Regions from separate parts of the Mus musculus genome. Here all the other regions are linked to region 3. A link is a loop called in an ENCODE intact Hi-C map of the cell type or tissue named here. Cell type or tissue: heart. All regions are shown on one strand. Links, peaks and the distances in the headings refer to the core of each region. The heading gives the core; the rest is flanking DNA. Region 1 overlaps Cspg4 (chondroitin sulfate proteoglycan 4). Region 2 holds the start of Sin3a (transcriptional regulator, SIN3A (yeast)). Region 3 holds the start of Snupn (snurportin 1).

Region 1 (7,829 bases), core at 1,342-6,341, 59 kb after region 3:
TCTGCTGTTGAGTGGCTCAGGGAAAACCCAGAGACTTCCTTGGCTCCTTAGCTCCTTTCTCCCTCCCCACCCAGGTCCTACCTGGGTTACTGCAAACGTTTTCTCGCTCCTGTTCTGCTCAAGGCCTCGGCCCACCGCCTCTACAGTCCTAACACAGGGTGAGCCTTTGAAAACATTCGATTAGTTTCCTGCTTTTGTTTTGAACAAGGGTCTTACTATGTTGCCCAGGCTGGCCTTGACCTCCCAAGCTCGAGTGATTCTCCTGCCTCAGCCTCCCAAGACGCTGGTGTGTGCCACTGTGCCAGATTGAGGCCAGTTCTGCTCACTGCTGCATCAGCTCCACTAACTGATCACGAAGACTCCATTGGTATCCAGGAGACCTCACATCAACTTTATGACCCATTCTTTAGGGCCTCCGAGTTTATGTTCAAGCCCAAGTAGTATTCTTTGTTTCTGTAAAGAAATCTGTTTCCTGCCCCTTCTGATCAAGACACACCCTCATGCTCTACCTCTGTTTTCCCCTTTTAGGAGGGAAACGCAGAAAGATTTTCCTTCCAGCAAATCAGGGCTTGCACGATAGTAAACCAGAAACGGAGTGGGGTGGTTGTGAGTGAGCCATCTCAGAGTCCCAGAGCGCTGCAGTCGGGTTGTGTTGTCTACACCGGGAGCTGATCTGCGTTAAGGGAGGGGCGTCCCCTCAGCGATTTGCTTCGAGAAGGAGTACAGGCTTTTAAAGAATTGGTTTATCAGGTTCCTGAGAACTTTCCTAAGGCTTCAGCGGTGACAACTGATGTGGGCCAGATGTGTCCTAAAGGATTGAAGGCTGTCAGTTGTAAGTAACCTCTAGTCTAGGCTGCTGGTGGGCATGGTGGGAAATGGAGCCCCTCCCCTGCCCCCAGCAGTGGTGGTGGAGGTCAGCGTGACACCTGGCTGCCTGTTGGTGCTCCTGTACGAGAAGGCCCTAGCGAGCAAAAGGCAAAACTCGGGCCAGGTGCGGGGACAGTATCCTTAGGTGAAGGGAACTCAAGGCTTAATCCTGGTCTTGCTTCTTACGAGCCATGATACTGAATAAAAGTCACCAGACTGCATATGCACTTCTTTATCTACAAACTGAGGTTACCTGAGCCCTTCTAGCCCAGTGTCTTGAAGGGCAGTGGTACTGTCTGTCAATCCACTGCCTACTGCTGCCTGACCTCTGCCAGGGGAGGAGGGTGTCTGTGCCACGTAGCCTCTTTCCAGCCTTCTTGGGTGGCACTGCCAGTCTGGCCCCCTGGTGGCCACAGCCTTGTGTCCTTCGTGTTACTGGAGCATGGGGGGGGGGTGTGTGTGTGCTGCTGGGTGGGGGAGGGGCACCGTGGCTTTGTCCCAGCCTCTCCTCCTTCCAGGACTCTGATAACAAGGCTCCCAGTGACTCAGGACATACAGCTGCCCTAGCCACTGGCAGATTTCATTGTGGGGAGGGGTCAGAAAGGGGCTATGGTAGATGCTAGGGCCTGGGAGAAGTGAGAACAGAAGCCAAAGAAGCAAAAGAAGTGCAGGGTCTGAGGAATCTTACTTGACCCTCTTTAAGGCAGCTTCCTCCTCTGAGCTACCTGCTGGGTGGGAGCTGCTCCCCCACACCCCGCACCTCCCCCCTCTGTGTTCCAGTACTTCTCAGGAGGAGCGCACACCCTGATGGGGTAGAAAGGAACTTGTGGGGCCCAGGAGGCCTCTGAGTGCTGGAAAGGGACCCGGAGGTGGGTCCTGCCCTTTTCAAGGGTCAGGGTAAGCCCTGTTGGAAAGTTCTTGGAGCAGCACCATAGTGCTGCAGATCCAGTGGCAGGGCCAGCCATGTTCTCTTGGATCCTGCTCATGTAGAAAGAATAGGGGTCATGCTGTGACCACGTGGCCTCTAGGTGGGAGCACCAAGCATGCTGTTTGCTCTACCGTAGCCCAGAGGAGCTGCTCACAGTGCCTTAGACCCTGTGGGGACCAATCCGTGAAGAGTGATGACTGCTGGCTCACACTAGTTAGCACCGACAGCCCTGGCATCTCAGCCGCTCAGTCAGCCTCAACATGCGGCTGGAAATTATAATTTTGATCGGTGGTCCTGGTGTGCCCTAGGGACTCTGCTCCGAAGAGTAGATCTCAGTGTCCCTCAGACTGGCCCACTCTGCCTGGGACTCATCTGCATCCAGCTTGCTTACATTCTCTGGCATCTTTCCTGAGTCCCAAGCTCAACTTTATCCCAAACTGTCCAGCCTAAGTGAGCTCATGCCCTCACCAGCCGCTGGGGTGCCTCTGGCCCTCCTTCCTGGGCCCTTGTCAGCCTCTGGGATCCAGCTGTGGCTTCCTTCTGGAGGCCTAACCCTGAGCTGGGACAGGATCCAGAGAAGCTAGCTGCCAGTGAGGTGGATGCTCCAGCTGGCAGCCACCTGAGGTAAGGTTGGGGTCTGTGTGGTGGCTGAGGAGTGAGGCCCTTACCTCAGCCTGGGTGAAGTTCACCAAGACCTCCTCTGCACTTCCTTGCTGGGCATGGAGGAGTCGGCCAAGCTGGGGGCCTCTTACCACCCGGTAGAGCAGGTGACGAGGGTCAGCGCCTGTGCTGGAACTGGCGCTCAGGCTCTGGCTGCTGAGCGGCTGCACAGACTCTGTGAAGCATGGAGGAGCCTGTTAGCTTTTGACAGGAGCCCAGACAAGGGTCCTGGGCTACCATCCTCCATTCTGCCTCGGCTAGCCAGCATGCAGACCTACCTGGACAGACGGTCAACTTCCGGGTGCCCTCCAAGGAGAGGAGTGCCTGCTTCTGGGCCACCACTCGGAAGAAATGTCCAGGAGAAGTGTGTGCGCCGTCAGAGAGGTCGAAGTGGAAGCCTCCTTCCAGGGCTCCTGAGCACAGGGTGGGTGGAGCTGGGTCCTGTTGGCCCAAGGTAGCTCCCTCCCCTCAAGGTACCCCCACCCCAGGAGGCTGGAGAACCCTCTCAGCACCCACCTCTGTGTGAGAACAGCACAAGCCCACTGTCCAGCTGGGCCTGTGTGAAGCGGTGGACCTCGGTGTCTGGTGCCACCCTCAAGGCGATCCGTCCGTTGCTGGGCTGCTCGATGGTGTAGACCAAGTCTTCTGGGCCCGAATCATTGTCTGTTCCCCTGAGGGCCTCAGGAGGGATGGGCACAATGGCCCCCTCCCAGATCTAGGGACACAGACCGTGAAAGTCCTGTCCACATTGTGTCCTTTCCATCCCTTTCCTCCTGGCCCTTGGACTTTCACCAGGCCCCCAACCTGCTCTGCCCGGCTGTCATGGACACCTGTGCCATTCTGAGCCTTCTTTCTCATTCTCCTTTTCTGTCACGCAGGTTCCTTCTCCACCAGCCCTGATCTTAATTGTACCTCAAAGCCAGACCACAACCTCCTGCCTAGAAATGTTCCTGTTTGGTCCTTACTTCAGAGATCCCTGTCCCTGACCAAAGGTGCTGCCGGGTCTCCCTGGTGGGGGGGCCTTCCCTTTCCTCCTGCCATGGCATATACCATCTGGCGCGGGTGGGCACAGGACAGAGGCAATGGTGTTGGCCAGCGCAGAACACTTAGAAATAGGCTCTCCTGCCAGTTGAAGCTCGGGAGGGAGGCGGAGAGCGGAGAGCTGATTCCTGATTCCTAGCTGAATCGGCTAGGAATCCACCCGTGCAGTGCAGGGGAGGCCCCATAGGCTACCCACCCACGCAGGGCAAGGTCTTCTTCCAGAGCCCTGTTCCATGTGGCACAGGGCCAGTCACTGAGGCCATTCTGGGTACGAGGCCCTCATCTCAGAAAACGTCCTTCTAAAACCCAGGAGCTGCTTCTCCCTCCCAGAGTCCGAGAGTAAGTTAAAACCAGTGTTGGACTCCAGGGGGCTAACATGGGTGGATATTGCCACCTAGTGGCCAATTTACCACACATCATTTCCAACTTAGGCATCCCTTAGTTATCTAGACCCTCAGCCTATATATAGGGAAGCTTCGTTGTGATCTTTATTTGCTGTGACCCTCGAGCTCCCAACCTGCAGCCCACAATACAGGACTTATAATACATTTCTTTAGGTATTTTGGGCCTGAGACATGAGGGAAAACCTTTCTGTGAACAGGTGGGTCCAAGGACAGGCAAGGTCAAGGATGGTCTTTCTAAACCAAGACTGCCCAGTAACAAAACCTCACAACTGCGTTTTGTTTTCAGCACTGTATCACATCTCTCCTTCCAAGTTTGTGGTAGTGAACCCATTTCACAGAGGATGACACTGAGCCAGAGAGAAGGGACTCTAGTCTCTTTCTGGGACCAGAGATGGGATAGGTTCAGGAGTGAACTCACTTGCAGGCCTGTGTTTGTGGTGAGAACAGGGGGTTGGTCATTAACAGGAAGGATGGTGATCGTGAAGGCCACGGGCTGGCTCTGGCGGTCCATCTCTGAGGCATTAGCTAGCAGAACAAAGGCGTCTGTCTGTGTCTCACTTCCATCATGCACGTAGCGGATCAGCTGCTCTTCCACCTATGAGGAGACCCAGGATTGGTTGTCAGGCTTCAGCTAGCCCAAGACTCAACAGGGATCTTGGGACCAGCACCCTTAACGTCCCATTGTTAGGTACAGGAGACAGATCCCTTTAGAACACATTTCCACAGGTAAGAAGTGTGTATGTGGAGAGATGGCTCAGTGGTTAAGAGCACTGACTGCTCTTCCAGAGGTCCTGAGTTCAATTCCCTGCAACCACATGGTGTTTCATAACCATGTGTAATGGGATCTGGTGCCCTCTTCTGGTGTGTCTGAATAGAGCAATGATATATATTACATTCTTAAAAAAAAAAGAAGTGTGTGTGTGTGTGTGTGTGTGTGTGTGTGTGTGTAAACAACAACGTTTCCATTTCTCAGGGGAAGACTGAAATTAAAGCATAAAGCAGTGCCAGTAACTAGAGCCGAGGAGGCGCAGGTGTCTCCGGTACCTCTCTCCAGGAGAAGGTGCTGAGGCTCCCATCTTGAGAATGATCCTCCTTCTGCAGGGCCCCGTGCTGCGGTGGCTCTAGCACCTGCAGGACAAGGCCTGGCAGCGTGGGGAAGTAAGGCCCAGTGATCTGGACCAGAGGAGGGGCCAGCGTCCGGGTGCCGCCCTCGGGAACGCTGAAGTTTTGAACATCCAGGGGGATGACTGTGGGCAGCACCTCCAGCTCCACAGAGATGCCTTCAAGAGGATCACCCAGGCCCGAGGCCACATCCAGGGAGAAGGAATCACTCCAGGCTCCAGGGCGAGAGTGCAGGTAGAGAACCCGGCCTGAATTCACTGCCTCCTGGGAGAAGCTCTGCACAGGGTCCAGGCTGGGCGGCTCCTCTGCTGAAGCGCCGTGGGACACCATCACCAGGTAGCCGGCGTTCGGGGGGCTTCTCAACGAGAACATGATGTCGGCAGGCAGCACTGCCTCCTGGACCACCTAGTCAACAGAGACGATGGGGACAAACGGGGTCACAGGCTGTTGTGGACCTCAGGTGGCAGAACAGGCTCGGTCGCCACGTGTGGCTAATGCTTTGCTCAGGATCTGCTATAGCTGACACTATATACCACAAGAGGGCGCTCTCACCATACCTAGCAGCACAGGCTCCCAGGTCTTAAGCAGTTTGCTGATTTGGTCCACCCCAAAGGAGGCTGAGTACTCCTTCAATGCCTGCTCTACCCACACAAAAAAGTCTAAGCACCACTCTTAAACTACACTGCACTTCTGATTCTATGCCTTTGCAGAATACACCCCCCCCCACACACACACTTTTTAAAGATTTATATGTAAGTACACCGCAGCTGTCTTCAGACACAGCAGAAGAGGGCATCAGATTTCATTACGGATGGTTGTGAGCCAGCATGTGGTCGCTGGGATTTGAACTCAAGACCCTTGGGAGAGCAGTCAGTGCCCTTAACCACTGAGCCATCTCTCTAGCCCCCAGAATCCATTCTTTTAGCTTGGAATGCCATCTGCTACTTTTTTTTGCTGTCCATACTCCATACTTTTCTCTTTTCTCCACTCTTCTCCTACCTCTTCTTTTGTCTGGCCTGGAACTCTCTTAATAGACCAGGTTGGCCTTGAATTCAAAGAGCTCTGCCTGCCTCTGCCTCCTGAGTGCTGGGATTAAAGGTGTGCACCACCAAAGCTTGGTTCATATGCTGCCTCCTCTGGTGTGGACACTTCCTGACATGTTTAGTCATGGTCTTTCTCAAAGTCCAAACACTCAGAACTGGAAGGGCCTCAAAACTGGGCCTTCACAGTAAGGCAGTGAGCCAGCTGGTCAGCATTGCGCTGTGAGCTCCCTGAGTTAACAGACACCATCACAGGCCCTCACAGTTCTGTTGTGGAGTCTAGGGAAAGAGCTAAGGACCTGTGGATCTGAGGGGCAGCGCTCCTAAAGGTCACCCCTCATGGTAACCTCATAGGGACTGTGACAGGATATACACTCTTGGTCTCTGCTTCAGAGATTCTGTGGATCTGGCTGGAACCCAGATTTTACACGGCTATCCATAGCAAGGACACATGTATATGTGATCTCTGGAGGTGCGTGACACTTAACAGGTAGGTGTATGTTCCTAGACACATGCAGAACTACAACACATACAGGTGACTACTGAAGCTGTAATACTCCTAAGACCTGCATCCCCACAGGAACGCCCCCCTCATGGAAGTACCCTCAGCTTGGCAGGCCTCGTGCACTGCCTTACCTCTAGCTGGTCCCTTCTGATCTCAGCCGCTTCCCCCTGGAAGACGTAGATCTTTTTGTGCTGCACCAGTTGCAGTGGGGCCAGGGGACCCTCGAGGGCAATGGTCACTTGTAGGAAGGTGTTAGTGTGTACTGGCCCTGCTGCCACAGAAAACGCCAGGGTGTCTTGGGGGCTGAGGCTGCCATTGTGGCTGTAGAGGATGGCCCCATCGAGCAAGTCCCGTTGGGAGAAGGAGGTGACTGACTGGCCATCCCGGAGCAGCTGCCCCCACTGAGGACCAGCGGTTACATGGTAGTGGACCTCATTTCCACTTCGTATGTCCAGGTTGGTGTCCAGCTGGAGCACAGCAGTGTCAATGGTGCCCTGGCCTCCTTGAGGAACCACGAGACTAGAACTATTGGCTACGTGAAGATAGGGTTCTGAGGCTTGGACCTCCAGCATGGCAGTAGCCTGGTGCTGCCCATCAGACACCTGCAGCTGGAGCCAGCCGTGGTCGGCCCCCGAGTGCACAAACAGGACTTGCTTCTTCCTGAGATCCTCTTGGGTGAACCGGTAGATGGGCCTCGTGGGCTCCTCCATAGCCACAATGCTGCCAAAGAGGAGGTCCTTGCGGGTCAGCACCAGTTGCGCATCACTGAACCCTGAATCAGCATCGCTGAAGGCTACATCATCTGTAGTCAGCAGTCGCTGTCCACCCCGGGCCACGTGGAAGACACGGCTAATGGTCTGCACAGGGGCGTGGTCATTCACAGGCTGGATGGCCACTCGGAAGACACCACGCACCTCCTCCCAGGCCATGTCACCACTGCCCTCTCCCTGGCGTGTGGCCACAAACGGGATATCATCCTCTATGGTCTCAGAGTCATCGTGCTGGTAGACCAGTCGGCCATGAAGTAGGTCCTCATTAGTGAAGGATGTCACTGGGGTGGACTTCCCCTTTGGGTCCCTCCAAGCCAACTTGCCATGGTGAGGCTGCTCCATCACCTCATAGAGATAGCTGGCGCTGTTGAGACTCTTGACGAAGAGGTGGTCGGCAGACAGCACGCCCTCCCCTCCCTCGGGGACCATGAGAAGGACGTTAGTGAGGACGGGAGCATTTGGGTCACCACCAATGTGGATGGGGAATGTGTA
Region 2 (7,829 bases), core at 993-5,992, 130 kb before region 3:
GCACTATCTTTTTTTGAGACAGGGTTTCTCTGTATCGCCCTGGCTGTCCTGGAACTCACTCTGTAGACCAGGCTGGCCTCGAACTCAGAAATCTGCCTGCCTTTGCCTCCCGGGTGCTGGGATTAAAGGCGTGCGCCACCACGACCGGCTCAAGCACTAACTTTTTAAAAGAACATTCAAAAGATATAGTTTGACATACTTTTAGTGGGGGGAAAACACTATACTAGATTACTGAAGACCGTGAACACAACCTCTGAATTCTAAGTAAAGTTTCCCGGCTACAGCTGCCCTGGGTAACCTTTCAGGATATTTGCTGCACTGTCAAGATGGCTGTGCTTTACCAGGAATCTTGTCAAATACCAATCTCAAGTCTTAAAAAAAGAAAAAACTTCCTTATGCACACGACTTAAGGCCTGAATTTAAAAGTATTAACAGTTTATTTTTCAAAGCTGTATTTCTGTTATTTTTCACTGTGTGTATGGATGTGGGGGTGTGCACCCGTGTCTGTGTCCTAGAGGCCGGAGGTGTCAGTACTTGGAGCCTGAGATACAGGTTGACATGGTTGCTGAAAACTGAACTCAGGTTTTCTTAGAGTAATACTCACTCTTCACCACTTAGTCTGCTTAGCCTCCTAAATGCTAGTATGCAAAAATAACAAACGTATACTGATGGATAGGAGAAAAAAAACAAGCAAAAACAAGGTTCTTGAAATTTCAAAGCCTAGGACTTGTGACTCCAGTACACAACCTATTATACACATTCTATAAACATAAGAATTATGCTCAGCAGTGGTGGCACATGCCTTTAATCCTAGTGTTTGGGGGGCAGAGGCAAGCAGGTCTCTTAGTCTGAGTCCAGCCTAGACTACAGGGTGAACTCTAGGACACCCAGGGCTAAACTTTGTTTCAAAAACAAGAAAAAAAAAAAAAGGTATGAATTAAGTCATCTGATTTTCCAAACTGTACTTCAATTGGTAAAATTAACTATGGGTTGGTCAAACTTTCCTCAAAGCCAAAGAATTCTCTTCTAGCGTTTTAAGTGTACTCCATCTGTAGTACATCCAAGTCCTTATCTTTTGGGCTCCACCTCCATTCTGTTACCATGGCTGGTGTCACTTCTTTAGCTGAAAAGTGAATATTTAACCTCTTCATTAAGTACAGCACAGGGCACAGTTTTCAGCCTCTACTGAACAAAGAACAAATCCAGAATTTAGCTTCAGAAATTACACATGACTATGAGATTAGAGAGATGGCTCAGTGCAGACTGCTCCTGTAAAAGGACCTAAGTTGGGTTCCATGTCAGGTGGCTCAGAACCACCTGTTATCTCCACCTACAGGAGATCTAACATCCTATTCTGCCCCCCCCCACACACACACACTTTAACATAAATCTTTTTTAAAAGTGGTTTACACATACTCAGATATCAATACATAAATTAAGAATTCGATGTTCACTTTTCATGAAGTTCTCGAGTAAGATCATCTAATATGGTTACATGTGCAGTAAACCAACAATGGCCAAAGTAACTCTCTAACACAGGCCGGTAAGCTATGCTACACATAGGTTTCATACAGTTCAACCTACTTAGTATCTAAAAAGAGCAACATGAAGCTTTAAGGACTAGAAGTTACATAAAACCAAAAGAGAACACAAAATTCTAAGTTACCTTTGTGAAACTAAGCTTATGTAACAAAACCTTCTGTAGGTGAAATCAGTCAAGAAATCAGAGTATTTTACTTAAAGAGAGTTAAATCTTTGACTTAAAAAAAAAAAATTTAGCCTTGGGGTATAGCCTAGCGGTGAAGCAATGCTTATGTGCCCTAAACTCACTCCATCACTTACAATCATAAATTCAATACTTTCTCTAGAAATAAAATCTCAGATTTGTTAGGAGCTCAAATGGTAAACTGAGTTTAAAGTCCTAAGCTACCAAAAATGGTAGCAATTTTTAGGTATCAACCCGTAAAGGCGCAGTAGCTGAACATCAAGGGAACTCCAGGGAAGGTTGGCGCCCTCCACAATTCCAGTCCCTGATCACTCTGCCCCTCCCCCACCGGCCACTGTCGGGGAAGCAAGGGCACAGCACCAGCCGCACCCCACCGCAGACACTCCAGAGAGGACGCTGAGTATCTCGTCCCAATAATTACAACGAAGAGGAGCAGCTGACCACGCTTCTACTCTCCCTAGCTGTTAAGGCGCCATCCATGGTGTGTGAAGCAAAGTAGAAGACTACAGCTACGGGCCACGATGCCCCAAGCAGAATGGATGAAGAAGCCACAGCATAAAGTCCGGACACCTCCACCGTTCCCAGTCTACAAGGGGCCCTCCCACCCACGGGGATGCTGGGAGGAGCAGACACGGAGCCCTGACCCCCTGCCAGACGCCACAGCGGGCTTTCCCCAGCTCCTCTTCACTGCTAAGGAGGCGGAAATCCCGGAGGGGGCGGGGCGGGAGGGGCGTGGCATCACAGCCCCGGACGCGCCTTCCGGCCAACCGGATCCCGCTAAGGCGGGGGAACACAGGCTTCACGCCCCCTCGCCACCGCGCCCTGAAAGCCACACGCCGGGACCCTCTTCCCGTCCCGCACGCCCCGCGGACCCAAAGCAGTTCAGCCAGTGGTCCCGCCCATAAGGGAGAAGGGGCGGGGTCACAGCCGCGGGCCTTTAGCGCGAGCCCGTCCCGCCCCTTTCTCCACCACCGCACGCGCGCCGGCCCCGCCTCTGATCGGCGGGACTAGGACCCGCCCCTCCGTGCGCACCGGGACTACGCTCTCCTCCCCCTCCCGCACTGAGTGCGGCTCCGCTCCGCCCCCCACAGCCACGCACGGGAAGCCGAGGTCAGCCCCCCCGAAAAACACACGCCCTCCAGTCCCGGGTTACCCGCCACCCAGCTGCTGGGCGGACCGCGGTGCGGCGTGCTCTCACCGCAAAAGCTCCAGCCACTCAGCCTGTGCGTCGCTCCCGGCGTGAGCCTCGCACCCAGCACGGAGGCCCCGGAACGGCGCGGGCACAGGCCCGCAAGAGCGGACTGGCAACCTCCTTTGCGCCCACGAAGCGGTCACAGGCCTGGGTGCCCAGACTGGGAAGGAGGGAGGGAGGGAGGGAAACTCTAAGGGGGGAAGGGGAGGGGGGAAGATGGAGAAACCGTCTCTGCCGCCTCTACCGCCGCGGCCGCTTCTCTGTTACCCGGGAAATCCCGCCCACTCTCCCGGCCCGCCCCGCCGAGGGAAGGCTTAACCTCGCTCCGCCACGGGATATATTACCCATCCGTCAATGGTTTAGCCAATCACTATGCCGCAAAGACCTACTCCCGCCCTCTTCCCTCGCTGGGAGGGGAGAGCGAGCCGCTCACCTTCTCCACGCCCCTATTGGCGGGGAGAGTCCCTAACTCAACCCCGCCTATTGGAGACTGATTGCCGAATCCCTCCTCCGGGCTCTAATACTATTGGAGGAAGAGGAGTACCTCTTCACATCTCATTGGAGAGTCTCACATATCCCTCCCCATACCGCCCCAGCCACAGGCCTAACAAATCGGCTCCCGCCTCCGCCGGTCCCTGCATTGGAAGACTACCTTTGCTTCTCTCATAGCCCCAGGAAGGTAAGTAACCAATGTGGGGTAAAAATGTCCTTAAGTGAGGCCGACTCCACCCACTACACGGCTGGGCCAGGCCCCGCCCCCAATGATCTGATTGGACTATCTTGGCGCCGGTAGGAGCCGCCATTGGACACGGCGCCGGTCCAGGAAGGAGACCATTCCGCCCTGCGCGAGGATGCTGAACCTTAGCAGTCCTTTTGTGGAATGTTTACACTGGAGACTGAACCTCAGCGTTCCAAGGCCGGGATCGGAGATGGCGGGGAGCTCAGCGGCCGAAACCCGAGGCTTTGAGATTTGAAAAGGAAAAGGCAGTAGTATTACCCGCCGTGGAGAATTAACCAAAACAATGACAGAAAGCCTTGTCCTTCCTACCCACTTATTTTTACACTTTCACGGTCTTCTAAACACAGCCATCTGGAGCACTCAGCAGCTACTTTCAGCAAGCCGACTCCAAAATTAAGGTCTGGAGCTCTAATCTGATCCAAAAGCCCAGATATTACTAGCTGGTCACTAGGGCTGACTGAATACTGTGACACTGGGACAACCAGAATCTGCAGCCCTCAGGGGGCGGAGATAACCCAGCGGAGGCCTTTAAATGTCACCGCCTGGGCAAGCCTCCGGAAGGCGGAGCATGAAGGGAAAATGTATACTCTATTGGTCGGGTAGATCCAGGGACATTTTAAACTGGAGGAAGAGAGGCTGAAAACCTCACACAGACCACTGCATAAATAAACCTTGAGTGTGCACTTACGTTCACAGAAGGAGTAAAAATTCCAGATTGTGTGAAGGATATGGTCTTAAGAATGACTGTTCAAGGGGAAGGGCTGTAATCGCAACCATTCGCGAAAGGGCAGGAATAGTCTGAATTTAGGAACCCTAAGGCCAGCCCTTCAAAAAAAAGGGGGGTGGGCATTCCTCCTTAGCAGAGTGAGTTAATGGCGGTCTCTAAGCCTTCTGGGTAAGTAACAATGCCTGAACACAAAAAGTGCTTTGAAATACCTAGTTCTTGGGCTGGTGAGATGGCTCAGCGGCTAAGAACGCCGTCTGCTCTTCCAAAGGTCCTGAGTTCAAATCCCAGCAACCACATGGTGGCTCACAACCATCCGTAATGGAATCTGATGCTCTCTTCTGGAGTGTCTGAAGACAACTACAGTGTACTTACATATAATACATTAATTAATTAATAATAATAATAATAATAAAGACCTAGTTCTTTTATTTATTCACTAGTAAGGCGTGGGCCCGATGCCGACCTTGCTTTGGGGAGGCTTTCGCTGTGCCATGAGAGGTTAGGTGGGATTAGTCTTACCGCATTCTAGAGCAAAAGGGGGAGAGGGAACCTCCCTAGAGTCGAGTGTCCCCAGGAGATACGACACCGGGGAACCGTTTCGTAAATCCAATACTGTCCTCCTGTAAATCCTGCGGAGACTGCCATAAACAAGTGTTGGCAACAGGTGGGTCTAACTCCTAGGATGGCTTCACGGCGTGAGGCCATAGTAAAGAGTTGTGAACTCCAAGAGTGGCCGACAGGTGGGAGCAGCCACACCGGTAGCCAAGCCAAGCCCTGTTCCAGGACAGTGCTCTAAAATAAGAAAAACTAGCCAAACCGTTCCAGGCTGAAGTAGCACTCCAAAACTGACAGATGCCTATCCTTAACTGAACTGCCTTACCCACCAGGCTGGGTACCTACCATACAATGTACAGCACTCCCACCACGGTATCAACAAACACCCCCGAATCCTTGCTAGAAATGAGCCTCACGGACTTCCCTTGACTGCAGCGACCGAGGTATCGTAGATCTTGCCAAAGGTTCCATTACTAGGTTGTCATAATCTTAGATTCCGCCGACTAAGGATCAAGATTGCCTTGCACAAGGAATTAAGGATGCGGCCAATGTCCAAGCTTTCTGAAACTTAAATTTAAGGAAGTCAAGGGGCACGGAGAAAAACAGCAAAAGTTGATCGGGCTGGAGGGTAGAACTCATTCCCTCCCCTCCGTGCAGCAGCCCTGGAGCGATGCTTTCTGGAGTAACAGCGCAATTGTCGGGCTTCACCTCGAAGGCTAGCCGATCCCTAGACTCGGAAGAATCTTTGTGTGCCTCCAAGGCTTTCCCCGCCCCCCTAACTAAGGGCGCGGAGCCTGAGACTTCCGGGCGGGAGGGAAGTTGCAGGGAGCTAAAAGGGCCTCAACCATGTGCTGAGCGCGCTCACGAGAAAGGGGGGGCAGGGAGGAGAACGTCTCCTCCTAGCTTACCCCAGAAGGGGAAGGCCTATCCAATTCGCCAATCAGAAACAGGGACGGGGGCTTGTACCTCACGTAAGCCCCAGGAATCCTCCCTCCGCCCTTCGAAGAAAAAAAATTTTAGCAACTTAAACTCCAGTCCAACCTCCCGATAGGCGGAGCTCTAGAGAATATCATCCAATGCATACACGAGAAGGGAAAGAGGGACTCGAATCCAACCAGTGAAAGACAAGAGAAGGCGGAGCCTCTGGAGAACCCAAAGTGGGTGGAAGAGGAAATGTCCCCGCCCCTCTCGGGTCCCCTCCAGGCCGGTTGCACAAGCTCCCTGCAAGAGATAGTAAACAGTCTTGGCCAGGCAATGGAGGCAGAGATGGCCGCGCATTTCGAGAACTGGCCCTGCGCCTGCCCTCCCCGCCTGCACCGCCACTGCACGCAGTTTGCTCCGGTGCCCCGCCTCTCGGCCCGCAGCCGCCATCCGGCTGACAGGCGCGCCCCTCCCCGCCCGCTGATGCATTTCCTTTTCCCTATTCCAAGCGTGGAGTCTGTTTTCCCAGTTTCCGACCTTCACTGCCCCTTTCAGGCCACCCCTTCGTGAGCGCGCGCGCGCACAAGGCTGCCCCCTCCCCGTACGCGGCCCTGTGGCACGCAGCGGCACCTCGCGGAAGAGGGAGCCCCGGCAGCACACACACTACTCAGGGAGGGGGAGCAGCCGCCGCGGCCGTGAGGTGGGCGGGGAAGGAGGCAGCTCCATGTTTGCGAGGGGATCAGCTGGGGCCGCGAATTGAATCCGCCGAGTTCCTAGAGCTTTTCTACACTCAGCAAGCGCTCCACGCCGGACCGCAGTCTAGCCGGTTCTGCAGCCGAGTACTTGCTAAAATGCCGTGTTCGGACACACCGGCAGCTCCCAGGCTAGTGGCTGGAACCTCTCCCGCCCCAAGTCTCCTCCGGCAAATACAGCCATTGCCCCCGCCCCCAGAGTCCTTAACAACCGCGGGCCCACGGTGCCCGCGCCTCCCCAGAGCGCGCCCACGACCCTTCCAAGTTTGCCGGCAGAAGCAAACGCTCAGGGCGGCCACTGCACTCGCCCAGCGTGGTTAGCGGAGAAAGACCGTGGGGCCCGGCTTGCTCTTAAACTCCAGCGGTCGACCAACTCCGGACACCGTGAGCTCGGTGGGCCCGACTGGCCAGGCTGCGGCCGCCGCCCCCTGCCGAGGCCGCTCGCCGCAACCAGGGCCCTCTTCCCTCTTTTTCTTCTTTATAATTATTTTTTAAAATATTTTTAAAGCATTTACAAGAGCAGTTGGTCTTCTGCTGGCCCATTCCCCAATGAGCTTCCTAAACCTATCGAAACCGACTGCTTGGTAAAATAAATTGGGCGGCGCGGCCGGCGCGAGGGCGACCCAGGCCGGGCCAGCCCCCTCCCCACCGTTCCAGCCCTGCTTGGAAACACACTACGAGCGGGCGGCGCCAAGCGCTCTCCTTCCTGGCCTGCCCCTAGCCTACCTCAACCGCGGGACTCCGAGCCTCCCCGTAGCTCTGTCTTGGGGACTGCAGCACCCACACAGACTTTGTGCAGCCAAAGCAAGCGACCAAAGAACTAGACCCCCAAAATACCGAAATTGGGGAGACCAAATTAAAAGCAGCTGTTTAACATACCTCCGGAACCAGGCGAGGAGTCCTGAATGAGAGGGAACGCCCCCCAGTATCTATTGGCTTTCCTGCGTATACGTCAGTCCCAATGGGTCCGCCTCCTCTCTCTCCCCGCCCCTTCCCCTTCATTGATCGCCCCTTGCCTCCACCGAAATAAAAATAAATAATTAAACTATCCACGAGTAAGAGTCGCCTCCAAAGCAGAGGCTCTTACATCTCTCACACCGCCACTTGGAGTTTTTCGAGGACTTCGGACTTAGGCCTTTTGGGATTTGGAGTTCCGCAGGGTGGAAGCTAAAGGAGGTGCATCTTAACTACACGGCCCCGGTTTCCTTCACACACAA
Region 3 (7,829 bases), core at 1,288-6,287:
GCTCTGTCTAATGTTTGGTTGTGGTACTTTTCTTGACCCAGTCCACTATGGGCAGTGCCCTCGGGCAGGTAGGTGATCCTTCGTGCTACAAGAAATGAGGCTGAGTAAGCCTTGAAAAGCAAGCCAATAAGGAAAATTCCTCCATAGCCTCTGCATCAGTTTCTGCCTCCAAGTTACTGCCCTCACTCCCTCAGTGACAGACTGTTAGCTGGAATTGTAAACCCTTTTCTCTTTAAGTTGATTTTGGTTATAGTGTTTTATTACAGAAATAAAAAGCTAACTAAGGGTGGGTGTGGTGGCACACGCTTTTAATCCCAGCACTTGGGAGGCAGACATAGGCGGATTTCTGAGTTCGAGGTCAGCTTGGTCTACAAAGTGAGTTCCAGGACAGCCAGGGCTATACAGAGAAACCCTGTTTTGAAGAAAAACAAAACAAAACAAAAACAAAAAGCTAACGAAGACACTGCTTCTGGATGTATACCCAAAGGAGGCTATGTCTTCCCAGCCTTCTTTCTGCTTTCCTGTTATGTGTGGGGTTTTTTGGTGGTGGTGGCTTTTTTTATTTTTAATTTTTTTATTTTTATTTTTTGGTCCTCTCCCTCTTTAAAAAGACTTACTTTTATTTTCCATTTTCTATGTATGAGTGTTTTGCCTGTGTGTATATACATGCAACATGAACAAGCCTGATGCAATCAGAGGCCAGAAGAGGGCATCAGGTCCCTGGAACTGGAGTTACAGACATGTGCAGATCCATGTTTATTGCTGCATTATTCACAATACCAAAGAAATGGGACCAGCTTAGAAATGGAACAGAAGAGGTGATAAAAATATGGCACACAACAGCCAGGTTAGCACACCTTTAATCCCAGCACTTGGGAGGCAGATCTTTGTGAGTTCCAGGCCACGCAGGGCTGACTAACATGAGACCCTGGATCTATAAAGCATTGTTTTAAGTGAGGTAATGATAATAATTGATAGCAGGGTGTGGTGGTGCACACCTTTAAGCCCAGCACTTGGGAGGCAGAGGCAGGTGGAGTTCTGAGTTCGAGGCTAGCCTGGTCTACAGAGTGAGTTCCAGGACAGCCAGGGCTACACAGAGAAGCCCTGTCTTGAAAAACCAAAAAAAAAAGTAAATGAAAAAAATATCTAATAAAAAAATGTGGGGGTAAAAAAGATGTTTAAAAAAAAAAAAAACAGGGGTTTGGGGGAGAACATATGTGACAGGAGAGCAGAAAGAAGGCTGGGAGAAAGGTACAACAGGGAGAACACGTGACTAAAAAGGTGGTAGCCAGGTACAGAAGCACAGTCACATAACCACAGCACCCAGAAGGATCACTGCAAACTGAAGGCCAGGCTGGTTTATATAATGAGCTCCAAGACAGTCAGGAATACACTAGAGAGACCGTGTTCTCAAACAACAAAAATGTGGTGATTCACACCTATAATATCATGACCTCACTTCACAGGGTGAGGAATGAGGATGACAAGTTAAAGGCCTGGATGGGCTACAGAGTAAGCGCACAACCAGCCTGCTAACCTGGCAAGACCTTAATTATCTCAGAAAGAAAAAGAAAACAGGTTGGAACCAGGCTCACCAATACCTAAAATCCCAGCACTGGGGGGGATCATGGAGGATGGCAGGAAGGGCGGACCAGCAATTCAAAGTCAGTCTCAGATTCTTAGGGAATTCTAGATATGTGTGGGTCTATTGAGACCCTGTCTCAAAAAAAAAAAAAAAAAAAAAAAAACAGGCTGGAGAAATGGCTCAGGAGCTAGGAGCACTTGTCACTCTTACGGAGGAATTAGATTCAATCCCCAGCACCAACACAGTGGCTCACAACAAATCTGATACTCTCTTCTGGCCTCTGTGAGCACTAGACAAGCACATGGCACACATACATATAGTGAGGCACGTAATAAACTAAATCGTTTTTTAAAGGGGGTAGCTGGAATTATAACTCAATAGAGGAGTGTTTCCATTGCATGTGTGATGTCCCTAGGTCCAATTCCCAGTTCTGCAATCTGGTCCGTCAATGTAGCTAAGCAGCTGGCTTTGTAGCCCAGTGACAGTGCTTGGTTTTGATTGATTTGGGGATGGAGTGAGGTTAGTGAGCATCTTAACCATTCAAATATACAGTTCTGCAGTGGGAAGTACCTTTACACTGTTATCAACTGTTTCCATCTTGCAAGAATGCACAGGACAGGATAGGACAGGGTGGAAGGGTACTGGAGAGATGGTTCAGCCATTAGGTTAAAAGTACTGGTTGCGGGGCTGGAGAGATGGCTTGGCGGTTCAGAGCACTGACTGCTCTGCCAGAGGTCCTGAGTTCAATTCCCAGCAACCACATGGTGGCTCACAACCATCTGTAATGAGATCTGATGCACTCTTCTAGTGTGTGTCTGAAGACAGTTGCAGTGTACTCATATAAATAAAAATAAATAAATCTTAAAAACACACACAGCACTAGTTAAAAAAAAAAAAAAAAAAGAGAGTACTGGTTGCTCTTCCAGAGGACCTGGGTTTCATGTGGTAATTCATGACCACCTGTAAACCAATTCCAGGGAACTAACTGGAACTCTCTTCTGACTTTCTTCCCAGCATGGCACCCATGTGGTGTGCAGACATGTAGGCAAAACACACATACACATATGCATATAGGAAAATAAACAAATAAAAGAACAAAGGATGGTGCCATACCTCCACTTGGTAAAGTACTTGCCAAAGTGCGCACCATATTTGCACCAAGCCTTGGGTCTGAAACCCAGGAGAAAAAGAAGAAAGCTGCATTCCTATATCCTAAGACATTAAAAATACTTTTTTTTTTTTCTGTTTTGTTTTGTTTTGGGGACAGGTTTTCTGTCCTGGAACTCTCCTTGTAGTCCAGGCTGGCCTCGAACTCATAGAGACCTGCCTGCCTTCTGAGTGCTGAGATTAAAGGTATGCAACCACCACACCCGGCTAAGAATACTTTCTAAGAAAATTTGTTAAAAGTGACTATTATCAGTGTGGATTTAAGGTGTGCATCAGAGTGTTTGTAAAATAACCGGGAGTATTCAGTAGATAATTACTGAGCTTCCCCGTCAAGGTATCCTGAAGTATGCCATAGAAATGATCCCTAACAGGACCTTACGTGTCATACACCTGCAATGGCAGCAAGGCAGGAGGCCGAGGAAAAGAAGCGAACTAATTCCTAAGTGTCAGGCTCACCCAAGCCTCTTCTCCAGCCCAATAGATGCTCCCACCACACGTCCGTGAACTCTGCCGCCCTCCCCGCTACTGTCTCTCTAGCAATGGAGTCGTTTGTCTTTCGGTTACAGAATTCTCCCTGCCACACATAAATGTTCCTCATGAGTTTGAGCCAGACTGCCTGGAATACAACGACAAAAATATGGCCAAGTCCAAGTCCCCAAGACTGGCCAGCCTCCCCAGGTAACGGCTGCGAAGCCAGCCCTGGGTCATCAGAAGAAGTTTGAGCTTGCGGCTGAGAGAACGCCAAACTAGACAGGGCCAGACTTACCGCACGTCCGTACCACTCGCGCACGCCGCCAGTGCCTGTGCCGACTGACCAATTAGGTGCCTTAGCGGAGCTAGACACGCCCCGCTCAAGCTTGCACTCGAACTTCCGGCTCCGCCTACCGTGGTGCATCGCGGGAGTTGAGTCGGGCAGGACATTACTTCCGCCCTGAACTGAGCGACTCTTCTCCCTAGGGAGGGGCTTCCAGATTTGGTTTAGGCTTTTTCGGGATTCTAGCGAGATTGTCCGCGATACGGAGCCTTCAGTACTGATCGCAAACTTGCCCCGGATCCTTTCACTGACAAAACCGTGACTTCGTGGCCGCCACCTCTCCGGGTGTGCCCAAACTCGAGAGTTGCACTGACAGCCCTTTTGTCTTGCTTGTGCGATTTTCTGAATGGCTTTCAGGTTTCGAACTAATAAACGTTTCTTCCCTTCCTTTTTCCTTTCCCTTTCTTTCTTTCTTTCTTTCTTTCTTTCTTTCTTTCTTTCTTTCTTTCTTTCTCTTTCTTTCTTTCTTTCTCTCTCTCTTTCTCTCTCTCCTTTCTCTCTCTTCTCTCTTTCTTTCTTTTTCTTTCTTTCTTTCTTTCTTTCTTTCTCTCTCTTTCTCTTTCTCTCTCTCTTTCTCTCTCTTTCTCTCTCTCTTCCTCTCTCTCTCTCTCTCTCTCTCTCTCTCTCTCTCTCTCTCTCTTTCTTTGTATAGCCCTGGCTGTCCTGGAACTCACTTTGTAGACCAGGCTGGCCTCGAACTCTGAAATCCGCCTGCTTCTGCCTCCCGAGTGCTGGGATTAAAGGCGTGCAGGCGTGCGCCACCACTGCTATCCCTATTCTCCTTTCTAACATGACGCGGAAAGGGACCTGGCTCGATTCCTGATAGGTAACGTTCAGCATTTGAGTGCAGCACTTAGTCCGGTTTGAAAGTAGTTACATGAGTGACCGAGATTTAGGAGACCCTAAGCAAACCCATACATCGTGTCTGCAGGGTAAGACTTCTAGCATGTAAAATGAAAACAGGACTTGCTACTTAATGCTTATAATGTGAGCCAGATGCGTTGCTTCTAACACCTCAATGAACTGGGGTGTGGCTAGGGATGTTGCTCAGCAATCAATGTGTTTGTATAGCCTGCGCTAAACTTGCAGTGGCACCACCCTGTAATCGAACAACAGGGGGTGAAAGCAGGACTGGCTGGTAGTGCTAGCACATGCCTTTAATGCCAGCTTTCAAGAGGCAGAGAAAGGCAGATCTCTAAGTTAAAGGACAGCCTGGTCTGCAGAGTTCCTGGAAAGTCAGGAGCCCTGTGGGTGGTGGTGGGGGAGTAATTTGGCCAGGGTTGTCAGGAACCATAATGGGACAAGCTAATAACTAGCAGTTGATCATCCTGAAGTGGCCTGCTTCGGATTATTATTATTTTTTCTTTTCTTTTTTTTTTTTTTTTTTTTTGGTTTTTCGAGACAGGGTTTCTCTGTATAGCCCTGGCTGTCCTGGAACTCACTTTGTAGACCAGGCTGGCCTCGAACTCAGAAATCCGCCTGCCTCTGCCTCCCAAGTGCTGGAATTAAAGGCGTGCGCCACCACCACCCGGCTCGGATTATTATATAATTTGTGACAGGTGAGCCCTTATTAAGCGAGGCTGTAAGGGACTCATTTTAGGAGAGATTCCTGCTATTAATATGCTTCTCCTGTTATTATTAAATATATATAACAATCACTAAGTAGTAGCACACCCCTTTGGAGTAGATCTCTGTAAATCAACGAAGTTGTACTATCTTCTAGTGATGCTATATAGACAAATAGATGACTTAAGTCTTAATAATGATCCTATAAGAATTCCTAAAATTATATCCATGACTATTAAGCTCTTTTATAATAGGACTGCTATTAGGTCCTTTTCTGATAGTCAAAACTGCAATGAGAACTCTGCCAGTCTCCCTAGTGTCACCAGTTAATTGCTCTTAGATGGTAACCAGACTTTCTCCTACATTCCAAGAGGTTGTAAAACAATTACCCAAAGATTATAAAAGGGGAACTAACGATTTATTACAGGTGCTAGGACAGAAGATAAGATATTGACTGGGTTTATCTATACAAAACTTGACTTATAACTTAGTTGTGGGTTTTTTTTTTTTTTTTTTTTTTTGAGACAGGGTTTCTCTGTATAGCCCTGGCTGTCCTGGAGCTCACTTTGTAGACCAGGCTGGCCTCGAACTCAGAAATCCGCCTGCCTTTGCCTCTCCAGTGCTGGGATCAAAGGCGTGCGCCACCACGCCCGGCTTTTAGTTGTGGTTTTAAACCTTCGGTGAACCTGTGGAGCTGAGACAAGTGATGGATGTTTAGCTAGATAACTACTCCTAATGGATATGCATGGAAACAATCTGTTGTAAACTTCTATTTCAATTTATATTTGATTTTCTATGTGAACTTTTGATGTACTTTTTAACATATGATCATGTAATCTTAAAGATGTTTAAGGTCTGAGGACAAAGAGTCAGATTTGAGGGACTGAGGTGAGAGGAACGGAGGTGAGAACTGAGCTGAGAGAGGAACTGGGCTGAGGAGAGGTTTTTTTTTTTTTAAGATTTATTTATTTATTATATGTAAGTACACTGTAGCTGTCTTCAGACACACCAGAAGAGGGAGTCAGATCTCATTACGGATGGTTGTGAGCCACCATGTGGTTGCTGAGATTTGAACTCCTGACCTTCGGAAGAGCAGTCGGGTGCTCTTACTCATTGAGCCATCTCACCAGCCCCCGAGGAGAAGTTTTTAGACAACACTTTTTATATTAGAAGGAGAATGCAGAGTGGAATAACTTGGAAATTATAGGTAACATAAAATACTAAGAGAGCAATGTGCAGAATGCAGAGGGAAAGAGGAAAAAAGAAGATGTCACAGAGAGCAGAAGGAGCAGGCAGGCTTCTCCTTACCATGGGACAGAACAGGTCCCATGGTGAGGACAAGGCAGGTTTAGTTTTATTAAACGGAACAAAGCTCTTTTTCTTAAAAACACGGGTTTAATTCACTTAGCATTAAAAGGGTAGAAGCCTTTTCTTTCTCTATGCAATAAAGATTGGAGCGCATTTTTCATCCAGAATGTGTGAGTTCTTTCTGCACCGGTGCTTGGTCTTTTGCTCCATATGCATATGTCAATATGGATGTGTGTGTCAGTATATAATTGTGAGAATGTATGCAAACTTACCACACCAAGGTGCCACTCACACATACTGCCAGTACCTATGGGAACTGACCCATTTTCTGAATGACTCTGAGTTCTCAACCATCTATAACGGGATCTGGTGCCCTCTTCTGGCATGCAAGTGTACATGCAGATAGAGCATCTGCATATATACCCTTTTTTTTTTCTTTTTTTAAAAAAATTAGGTATTTTCCTCATTTACATTTCCAATGCTATCCCAAAAGTCCCCCATACCCTCCCCCCCACTCCCACTTTTTGGCCCTGGCGTTTCCCTGTACTGGGGCTTATAAAGTTTGCGTGTCCAATGGGCCTTTCTTTCCAGTGATGGCCATCTTTTGATACATATGCAGCTAGAGTCAAGAGCTCCGGGGTACTGGTTAGTTCATAATGTTGTTCCACCTATAGGGTTGCAGATCCCTTTAGCTCCTTGGGTATTTTCTCTAGCTCCTACATTGGGGGCCCTGTGATCCATTCAATAGCTGACTGTGAGCATCCAGTTATGTGTTTGCTAGGCCCTGGCGTAGTCTCTCTAGAGACAGCTATATCAGGGTCCCATCAGCAAAATCTTGCTAGTATATGCAATGGTGTCAGCGTTTGGAGGCTGATTATGGGATGGATCCCTGGATATGGCAGTCTCTAGATGGTCCATCCTTTTGTCTCAGCTCCAAACTTTGTCTCTGTAACTCCTTCCATGGGTGTTTTGTTCCCAATTCTAAGGGGCAAAGTGTCCATACTTTGGTCTTCGTTCTTCTTGAGTTTCATGTGTTTTACAAATTGTAACTTATATATTGGGTATTCTAAGTTTCTGGGCTAATATCCACTTATCAGTGAGTACATATTATTTGAGTTCTTTTGTGATTGGGTTACCTCACTCAGGATAATGCCCTCCAGGTTCAACCATTTGCCTAGGAATTTCATAAATTCATCCTTTTTAATAGCTGAGTAGTACTCCATTGTGTAAATGTACCACATTTTTTGTATCCATTCCTCTGTTGAGGGGCATCTGGGTTCTTTCCAGTTTCTGGCTATTATAAATAAGGCTGCTATGAACATAGTGGAGCATGTTTCTTTCTTACTAGTTGGAACATCTTCTGGATATATGCCCAGGAGAGGTATTGCA

Evidence for each region. Hi-C counts contacts between places; a loop is a spot of excess contacts. Peaks named below come from ENCODE experiments on the same cell type or tissue, not always from the same donor. Only the 100,000 strongest peaks of a DNase experiment are listed, where the experiment ranks them.
Region 1: it touches region 3 in a loop (3-fold over the local background); 9 of 42 quality-filtered maps call a loop at or near these places.
Region 2: it touches region 3 in a loop (3-fold over the local background); 9 of 42 quality-filtered maps call a loop at or near these places.

The regions. Positions count from the first base shown.
Region 1 is chr9:56,887,656-56,895,484 of GRCm38, reverse strand. Cspg4 (chondroitin sulfate proteoglycan 4) reads right to left here. Exons shown (of 10, transcript NM_139001.2): 3 at 6,699-7,829; 4 at 4,945-5,427; 5 at 4,319-4,495; 6 at 2,972-3,170; 7 at 2,734-2,868; 8 at 2,464-2,630. Among named protein-coding and RNA genes, the nearest start is that of Cspg4, 26 kb to the right of the region's middle. In heart, for the core only: CTCF peaks have their summits at 3,893 (motif pointing left) and 5,551 (motif pointing right); DNase peaks (open chromatin) are centred at 3,774, 4,434 and 5,494; H3K4me3 peaks cover 998 bases; H3K27ac peaks cover 1,077 bases; H3K27me3 peaks cover 871 bases.
Region 2 is chr9:57,071,726-57,079,554 of GRCm38, reverse strand. Sin3a (transcriptional regulator, SIN3A (yeast)) reads right to left here and starts at 3,179. Exons shown (of 22, transcript NM_011378.2): 1 at 2,925-3,179. It overlaps 2700012I20Rik (RIKEN cDNA 2700012I20 gene), which reads left to right and starts at 3,506. Exons shown (of 2, transcript NR_152107.1): 1 at 3,506-3,597; 2 at 3,712-4,352. Gm10658 (predicted gene 10658) reads left to right here and starts at 7,589. Exons shown (of 3, transcript NR_045886.1): 1 at 7,589-7,829. In heart, for the core only: CTCF peaks have their summits at 3,668, 5,109 and 5,959; DNase peaks (open chromatin) are centred at 2,644, 3,304, 4,184, 5,154 and 1 weaker place; H3K4me3 peaks cover 4,444 bases; H3K27ac peaks cover 4,031 bases.
Region 3 is chr9:56,946,643-56,954,471 of GRCm38, reverse strand. Snupn (snurportin 1) reads right to left here and starts at 3,564. Exons shown (of 9, transcript NM_178374.4): 1 at 3,519-3,564. In heart, for the core only: no CTCF peak of the experiment used is centred there; a DNase peak (open chromatin) is centred at 3,601; H3K4me3 peaks cover 2,213 bases; H3K27ac peaks cover 1,945 bases.